Regions from separate parts of the Homo sapiens genome. Here region 2 is linked to region 1. The links are chromatin contacts, found by Hi-C or POLR2A ChIA-PET in ENCODE. All regions are on one chromosome and are shown on one strand. The core of a region is the stretch at or near the end of the contact, and the rest is flanking DNA. Distances in the headings are between cores, read along the strand shown. Region 1 holds the start of ATP5IF1 (ATP synthase inhibitory factor subunit 1). Region 2 has its middle 32 kb from the start of PTAFR.

What was found. A loop is a pair of places that touch in the nucleus more often than their neighbours do. ChIA-PET counts read pairs that join two places held with the same protein, here RNA polymerase II (POLR2A). Pooled maps may share reads with other maps.
Region 2: a pooled map shows a loop between it and region 1 (2.5-fold over the local background). The contact joins the enhancer-like site here to the promoter of ATP5IF1 in region 1. A Hi-C loop is called at or near these places in 1 of 37 single-sample maps with no recorded cell type and 3 of 50 pooled maps. POLR2A ChIA-PET finds 5 or more read pairs at or near these places in 9 of 52 experiments (GM12878, HepG2, IMR-90 and 6 more).

Annotation. Positions count from the first base shown.
Region 1 is chr1:28,234,371-28,238,213 of GRCh38, reverse strand. ATP5IF1 (ATP synthase inhibitory factor subunit 1) reads right to left here and starts at 2,090. Exons shown (of 3, transcript NM_016311.5): 1 at 1,944-2,090; 2 at 1,762-1,853; 3 at 114-377. The coding sequence starts at 2,030. The coding sequence ends at 236. RefSeq lists enhancers at 1,832-1,891, 2,685-3,191 and a silencer at 2,628-2,852.
Region 2 is chr1:28,142,586-28,146,428 of GRCh38, reverse strand. It overlaps the pseudogene RNU6-176P and the pseudogene RNU7-29P. Among named protein-coding and RNA genes, the nearest start is that of PTAFR, 32 kb to the left of the region's middle. RefSeq lists a silencer at 1,788-1,837. Within about 2 kb of position 1,753, at least 3 of the 41 ENCODE cell types and tissues checked have a DNase peak (open chromatin) inside an H3K27ac peak, as active enhancers do; they include OCI-LY7, where a contact is called at or near this core.

The sequences.
Region 1 (3,843 bases), core at 841-3,340:
ATCACACTGTGCATTGTCTGTGGGTTCCTGGATGCAGGGACGCCTCTAATCCATTTTAGCAGTCCATTGGTGTCTGTCTATCTCTTCCAGATAGAAGAAGGCATCAAACACAGTTCACTGATGACAATTTATTATAATCTGTTAGTAGCACACAGACAAATATTAGTTAAACCAGAACCATGTCTACACAGAAGTGGGCAATGACATGTGCCATTCTATGGCACACGGTGTGCACTTAATCATCATGTTTTAGCATTTTGATCTTCTGCTTATGGCGCTCAATTTCTTTCTGCAGACGCTCAATCTCCTTCTTATGATGAACGATTTCTTCTTCATGGTGTTTTTTCAAAGCTGCCAGTTGTTCTCTACTCTGTGCTCTACAAGGACACGGTGGCTCAGGGTTTAATTTCAATCCTTCACCCCAAAGAGATCTCAAAGCATAACCTGTAATGTCTAAGCAAGGAATAGGAGTTCCAATTCCATGGGAGTCTAGCTGGTCATCCTCTTCTACTCCTCAACTAGTGAAAGAATACCCCATCTTAAATTGAGGTGTAGCCATCTTAAGAAGACCAAAGAGCTTATTGCTTTCAGATTCCTCTTTAAAATAGAAAACTCCAGAGAGATGTGACACAAGTCCCTAATACCTTATGAGGGGAACAACCCAGGGAACTTGACTCCCCTTTAGGGAAAAAAAAAGGAACAAAATGAGGAAGACAGACAAAGGGGTGTAGCTAAAAGGCAAATATCCATTTCCTATTCCAATCTGTCTAGAGCTTTCTTTGCCTATAGAAATGAATGGCCCACTGTAAGGCCAATAAAGGGTCTCTTGCATGCGCAGTACTTGGCAGTTCAATTTAGGTTCCAAGAAGGGACTGGATTACAATGTTGGTTTGGTCACATTTAGGCCTCAGTTTTCCTTAACTACAAAATGTAGGGGCTCAATTAGATAGTCTCTAACGGCTGTACCTTGGCTCTCTATACGGTATGGCAGGTGTCATGGTGATAATTCTCAACAGAAGGCAGAAGTGAAAGGCCAAAGGACAAGCAAAAGCAAGATTAATTCCTCACTGCTCTCCAGAGTGGACAGAAGTCAGTTAAAGATAACTCAAGGCTGGCAAAGGGAGGCCCAGCCCACTCCATACTCCTAAGCAGGAGAGGGAAATCTACAGGTCTAGGTTGGGCTGAGTAGGGCAAAAGCCTTTAGAAGATGGTGTCCAACCATAAGTAGCTCCCATGACCAGCTCCCATCATCCTCACTCTTGCGGAGTCGGGGGTCTAGAAACACCTGAGAAGCCTGAATGCATGCAGGCTTGCAAAGCTAAGGCGTGCTGGCGAGGAAGGAGAGCGTAGAGGGGGTGACAGGTGGGTAAGGGCCGAGGGAGTCAGGCTGGGAGGCAAACGTTGGGCGGTCGGATCTAGACACTGTGCGAAGAATCTGGGGGTGTTTCGCACGACCTGAGGAGAACTCCACGCGGGAGATGGTAATGATAAAGGAGGAGTTGAGCCGTGGGTTGTTTTGGAGACCCGCCGGTGGAAACGGTTTGGGGGCCTGAAACTGTTGTGCAGGTAACTGGGAGTGCCCTATACGTGGCAACGGTCGGGACATCAAGGGTTAGGGTATACTGGATTGGGGCCCGGGAGTTCTGTTGGGGGATGGGGCGCCCAAGGCACCAGGTAGGAACGGGTGGGGCGATTGGCAGTTTAAGGATTGGAAGGCCATTGGGAGATCCAGGGCTGGACTTGGGACCCGGTGAGCCTCACCGGAAATATCGTTCCTCTTCAGCCTGCTCTCTCTTTCCGAAGGCCCCACCGGCTTCCCGGATGGAGCCCGCGCCCCGGTCGACATTCTCGGACTGCAGAGAGACAGGGACACTGGTAAAGGTACGGAAGCAAAGATGGGATCCGCCCGCGGGGCTGGAGCAGCGGACACTGCCGCAGCGTACCTGATCCGAGCCGAAGCCTCGGGCTTGCATGGTCCTCACGCCCCACACGCCAAGCCACGTCCGCGCCGCCAACGCCGTCACTGCCATTGCTGCTGGAGCTGCACCTCTGGCGTCTCTGCCGCAGCAAGCAGTCTCTCGTTACGCGCTAATGGCAGGGACGGCCAAGCACCCAATCTGGTCGACGGAGGGGCGGATGAACACAGGAGTAGCGAATCACGGGAGAGCGGAGGCGGGCTTCCCGGAGCTCACAGCGAATCCCGAGCAAGAGACGGGTTTCTTCTTAGCCAACCGCTAGCAAGGGCTTAGGGCCAAAGGACTGGAAAGAGGAATGATGGAGGAGTTTAGAGAGCTGAGTGAGGAGAGTGCCAGAAGCCGAAATTTCGGCTCTTGGACCCATCAGAATGAGGCGTGGCGTCCACCTCCAGCCCACGATTTCAATTCTAAAGTCGTTATTATTCAAAGCCCAAAGGAAGTTTTCCCTTCCCTGGCCTGCTAGCATCAATAAAATGGGGGAATTCGGGGTTTGGGAGCTGTGTCCAGGATGCTGATGTCCAGGATACCGACGTCCAATGTGCCCTGGCTTAGATATACATAAATCGCGTTCATTTGTTATGAGAAGTGTCAGTGTTCTGGCTGGGCGCGGTGGCTCACGCCTGTAATCCCAACACTTTGGGAGGCCGAAGTGGGTGGATCACCTGAGGTCCGGAGTTCGAGACCAGCCTGGCCAACATGGGGAAACCCCGTCTCTACTAAAAATACAAAAATCAGCCGGGTGCGGTGGCACGCGACTGTAATCGCAGCTACTCAGGAGGCTGAGACAGGAGAATTGGCTTGAACCCGGGAGGCGGAGGTTGCAGTGAGCCGAGATTGCGCAACTGCACTCCAGCCTGGTGACAAAGCGAGACTCCGTCTCAAAACAAAAAAAAAAAAAAGAAAACCCAAATTATAACTTGACCACCTCAGGCACAGTTTCCTAGGACCTCTTGAGGCTGTGTTTCCCCAAGCTATGGTCACTCATCTTGGCTCAGAATAAACCTTTTAAAAATATTTTAGTTTGTTTTTTTCGTTAGCAACATATTGTTGAATGGGCTTAATAACTGCACTTTTGGCAATGTGGTGCAATGCAGTAGAAAAGAGCAGGCCAGGCGCGGTGGCTCACACCTGTAATCCCAGCACTTTGGGAGGCCGAGGCGGGCAGATCACCTGAGGTTGGGAATTCGAGACCAGCTTGACCAACATGGAGAAACCCCATCTCTACTAAAAAAAAAATATGAAAAATTAGCTGGGCATGGTGGCGCATATCTGTAATCCCAGCTACTCGGGAGGCTGAGGCAGGAGAATCGCTTGAACCTGAGAGGCAGGGGGTGCAGTGAGCTGAGATCACGCCATTGCACTCCAGCCTGGTCAACAAGAGAGAAACTGTCTCAAAAATAAATAAATAAAAATAAAAAATAAATTAGCTAGGCGTGGTGGCACATGCCTGTAATCCCAGCTACTTGGGAGGCTGAGGCAGGAGAATGCTTGAACCCGGGAGGCTGAGGTTGCGGTGAGCTGAGATCACGCCATTGCACTGCGGCCTGGGTAACAAGAGCGAAACTCTGTCTCAAAAAAAAAAAAAAAAAAAAAAAAAAAGGATAAGTAGGAGTCTAGGGAAAGCTTGACCTTAACCTCCCTTCATCCATCTAATGAATGTGAACAAGACAACAGTAGTCTTTACTCTCATGAAGTTTATAGCTCTTCTCTAACTCATTTTCTCTTCTCTGTTTCTTCTTTTTTAGATGAGAGAATTGGGCCAGATTATCTACCTGATTGATGATTATAAAAATACCTTCTTTGGGGCTGGGCGTGGTGTCTCACACCTGTAATCCCAGCACTTCGGGAGGCCGAGGCGCATGGATCA
Region 2 (3,843 bases), core at 504-3,003, 91 kb after region 1:
CTGTCTCAAAAAAAAAAAATAGTTTTTCTGTGTTGTGTCTAAAGTCACTTGACATGTCTCAGTGACTTGTGTACACACTTTAGGAAACTCTACTTTGATGGGTATAAAGTGCACAGGGTCTCAATAAAGAATAACTCTGGGCCCATGCCTGCAATCCCAGCACTTTGAGAGGCCAAGGCAGGAGGATTGCTTGAGCTCAGGAGTTTGAGACCAGCCTGGGCAACATAGCGAGACCCTGTCTCTAATTGGAAAAAAAACAAGAGTAACTGACAGTTCTGAGACAGTGACTTGTGATTACCTCCTTGCTTCTCCCAGGATGTTGCCCCAACACATAGACCATGCGCTCATGGGGATCAGGGGGATGGGAGGAGTATATTAGGTTGTAGCCCATGCTCCAGCCTTGTTGATCTCCTCACCACCCCAGTACAGCCACCTTTACTCCTCCTGTATCCTCTGTCTTTTCTGTTTTTTTCTAAACTTTTTTTCCTGGAGGTGGGGTCTTGCTATATTGCCCAGGCTGGCACGCAATGGCTGTTTACCGGCATGCCTATTGCACACTACAGGATCGAACTTCTGGCTTCAAGTGATCCTCCTACCTCAGCCTCCCCAGTAGCAGGGACTACGGGAATGGGTCACTGTACCCAGCCCTTCTCTTCTTTTTTATTTTATTTTGTTTTATTATTATTATGTTTTGAGATGGAGTCTCGATCTGTCACCCAGGCTGGAGTGCAGTGACGCCAGCCTGGCTCACTGCAAGCTCCACCTCCTGGGTTCATGCCATTCTCCTGCCTCAGCCTCCCGAGTAGCTGAGATTACAGGCCCATCACCATGCCTGGCTAATTTTTTTGTATTTTTAGTAGAGACGGGGTTTCACCGCCTGGCCAATTTTTTTTTTTTTTGTCAGTGTTGACCAGGCTTGGCCTCAAACGTGTAGCCTCGCCTCCCCGAGGGCCAGGACGACCGGCCTGAGCTGCCGCAGCTCCCCTCTTCTTTTTGACATATCCCAGAATACTCCAATAGGTAGCCTTCTGAATTCCTCCAGGCAGCATTTTGGGACTGGGAGGGTCCAACATTTGTATACCTTAATTACTGTGACCATTGAAATTAATTCCTTTCAATGCCTGTCTTTCCTATCCTGGGGGGCAGGAACCGGATCTAAATAATCTGTCTCCAGTTTCTCACATATAGCCTGGAATTGAGATCTGTCTGTCTCCAAAGTGTACAGCTTCCCCAGGGTTTAGCATAAACAGACATGTTGACAGATACATGCAAATATTTTAAAAGGTTTTGAGAAGACTCTATAGAGATAGATGGAAAAGAAATGTAATACATGTTCTTCCAAAGTTCTAGGTCCATATTTTAAAGGAAGATGTAGGGAGTTTTCAGAGAATCAGAACATCTTGGAGCTGGGAGGGTTCAACCCCTTCATCTTACTAAGGAGATCGTGGGGCTCAGAGAGACTAAGTGATTGCAGAAGTTACACAGTGTGGAGCTGCAGCGGATGCAGGGCTGGCTGTTCACCTGCATCTCTCCATTCTTGCAACGGTGACAGGAATTATGGGAAAAGCTGAGTTGTAATTCTTTTGATGAAACATCACTGATTAGAATTTCCAAGGCATCCTGTGTATCAGGAAAGCCTCACCTTGCATTTGCCCCTGATCTCAGCTTTTGCCTCAGGGAACCACCAGTGATCTCAGTTGGAGAATGCTTGCTTATGTAAGATCTGGCCTCGTTGAGATGAGTCATAGACCCAAGAGTGGTAAGTGGAGGTCACAGTTGACTAGACCTGGATACATTTATGCCTGTTTTTACTCATCTGTGTTATATATGTGCTCAAGACCTAAGGCCACAAAGAGATATAAGACCTTCTTGTAAAGCACCTGGTTTTTGTGCAGACTTGGTATTTCTGTATAAAAAGTCCTATTCCCTTTGATATCCTACCAGCAAGCCATCCTCCCACATACCCATCTGTCTATCCACCTATCCATCCCTCCATCCCACCATCCCTCTATCCATCTATCTATCCCTCTAACCATCCATCCATCCATCCATCCATCCATCCCTCCATCCCTTTAGGTACCCAACAAACACCTATGGAGTGCCTATTTTGGTCCAGTAACTATGCTAAGCACAATTTTGATCTGTTATCTCACTGAAACCTCATACTCCCTGAAACATGGGTGGTTTTATCCCGACAGAAATGAATAAAACAAATGTTACAGCTCTTTTAGAATTTGTCTAGCAGGCTTTTCAGTTTTTGCCAGAAAGCCCCTTAAAAAAGAAGGGAAAAAAAGAAATGAATAAAATAAATAAGGACCCAAGCTGACTGAATAAGACATAGTGGCTGCCTCTCAGGTACCTGGTACAGAAGGAAGGGGGACCCAGCTATTTGCTTGCCACTTTCACCTATCTTATGTCATTGAGTCCTCACAACCACCCCACAGAATAGAACATTTCATGCCCATTTTACAGATAGGGAAATCGAGTCTCAGAAGGGTTCAGAGATTTATAAAGGTAAAAGAGCTACTAAGTGGCATAATAATATTCAAAGCCAGATCTGCCTTAGTAAGCATGGGTCCCTTTCCTTCTCTCCTCCCACTCCACCATGTGGCTGTACCCTTGCCCAAGCCCCTCCAGGCACAGCCTCCTAAGCGCTGGGACAGGGCTGTCTTGGGGGAATGACCCAAGAGGCCTCCAGTGGAAGGTGAGGGCCTCCGCCTTGCTGTTTCTGGCTTCCTCTTTGAGGCCTCTGTGCTCCCTATGCATGTTGAAGCCCCAGCAGCAATGACTGTTCCCTGGGCTCAGGCTGTGCTCAGCTAGGGAGGGTACTCCTGAGGGTGGATGGCGTCCATGAACACAGTGTTCCAGAGACCCTCAGAAGCCAGAGTGGTCATTGTCACTGGAGCTAGAAGGTGCTCTTAGATGTCACCTGGATCCTGACAGCTCTGTAAGGGGAGGGACAGAGGTGGCCACTCAATATTTGCTGACCACTTACTGCAAGGGGAACTTCACGTCATTTACTCCTCCCAAACACCTATGGGTAGAACTGCCTCTTCCCTCTGCCTGAGTTACTTTCTTCCTGGATAGCAACATGGCTCACTCCCTTGCTTCCTTCAAGGCTTTGCTTAAATGGCCCCTTCTCGGTGAGGCCTGCTTGACTACCTCACTTAAAAATGTAGGCTTGGGGCCTGGCGCAGTGGCTCACACCTTTAATCCTAGCACTTTGGGAGGCCGAGGTGGGTGGATCACCTGAAGTTGGGAGTCGAGGCCGGCCTGGCCAACATGACAAAACCCTGTCTTTACTAAAAATACAAAAATTAGCCGGGCATGGTGTCAGGCACCTGTAATCCCATCTACTCGAGAAGCTGAGGCAGGAGAATCACTTGAACCTGGGAGGTGCAGAGATTGTGGTGAGTTGAGATCATGCCACTGCACTCCAGCTTGGGCAACAGAGCAAGACTCTGTCTCAAAAAAAAAAAAAAAAAAAAAAATGGAGGCATGGGTAGGAAGCGTGCAGGGTTTCATGGCCCTGCAGCCTCATTAGACTCAGTACCCTCCTGAAAAAAAAAATTAAAAATATAACAGCGGTGCTTGCTTCGTCAGCACATAACTAAAACTGGAACAATATAGAGATACAGATATGGCCCCTGAACAAGGATGACACACAAATTCATGAAGCATTCCATATAATTAAAATAAATTAAAAAAAATGAAAACCAAATCCCCACCCCCAAAATACAGATGCTTAGAGAGTAAAGTGATTCCCAAGGTCACACAGCGAATGGCTGGCCTAGCTGGGTATGTCCAGCTCCAAAGCTCATTCTGCCACACTCCCTTCCCCTG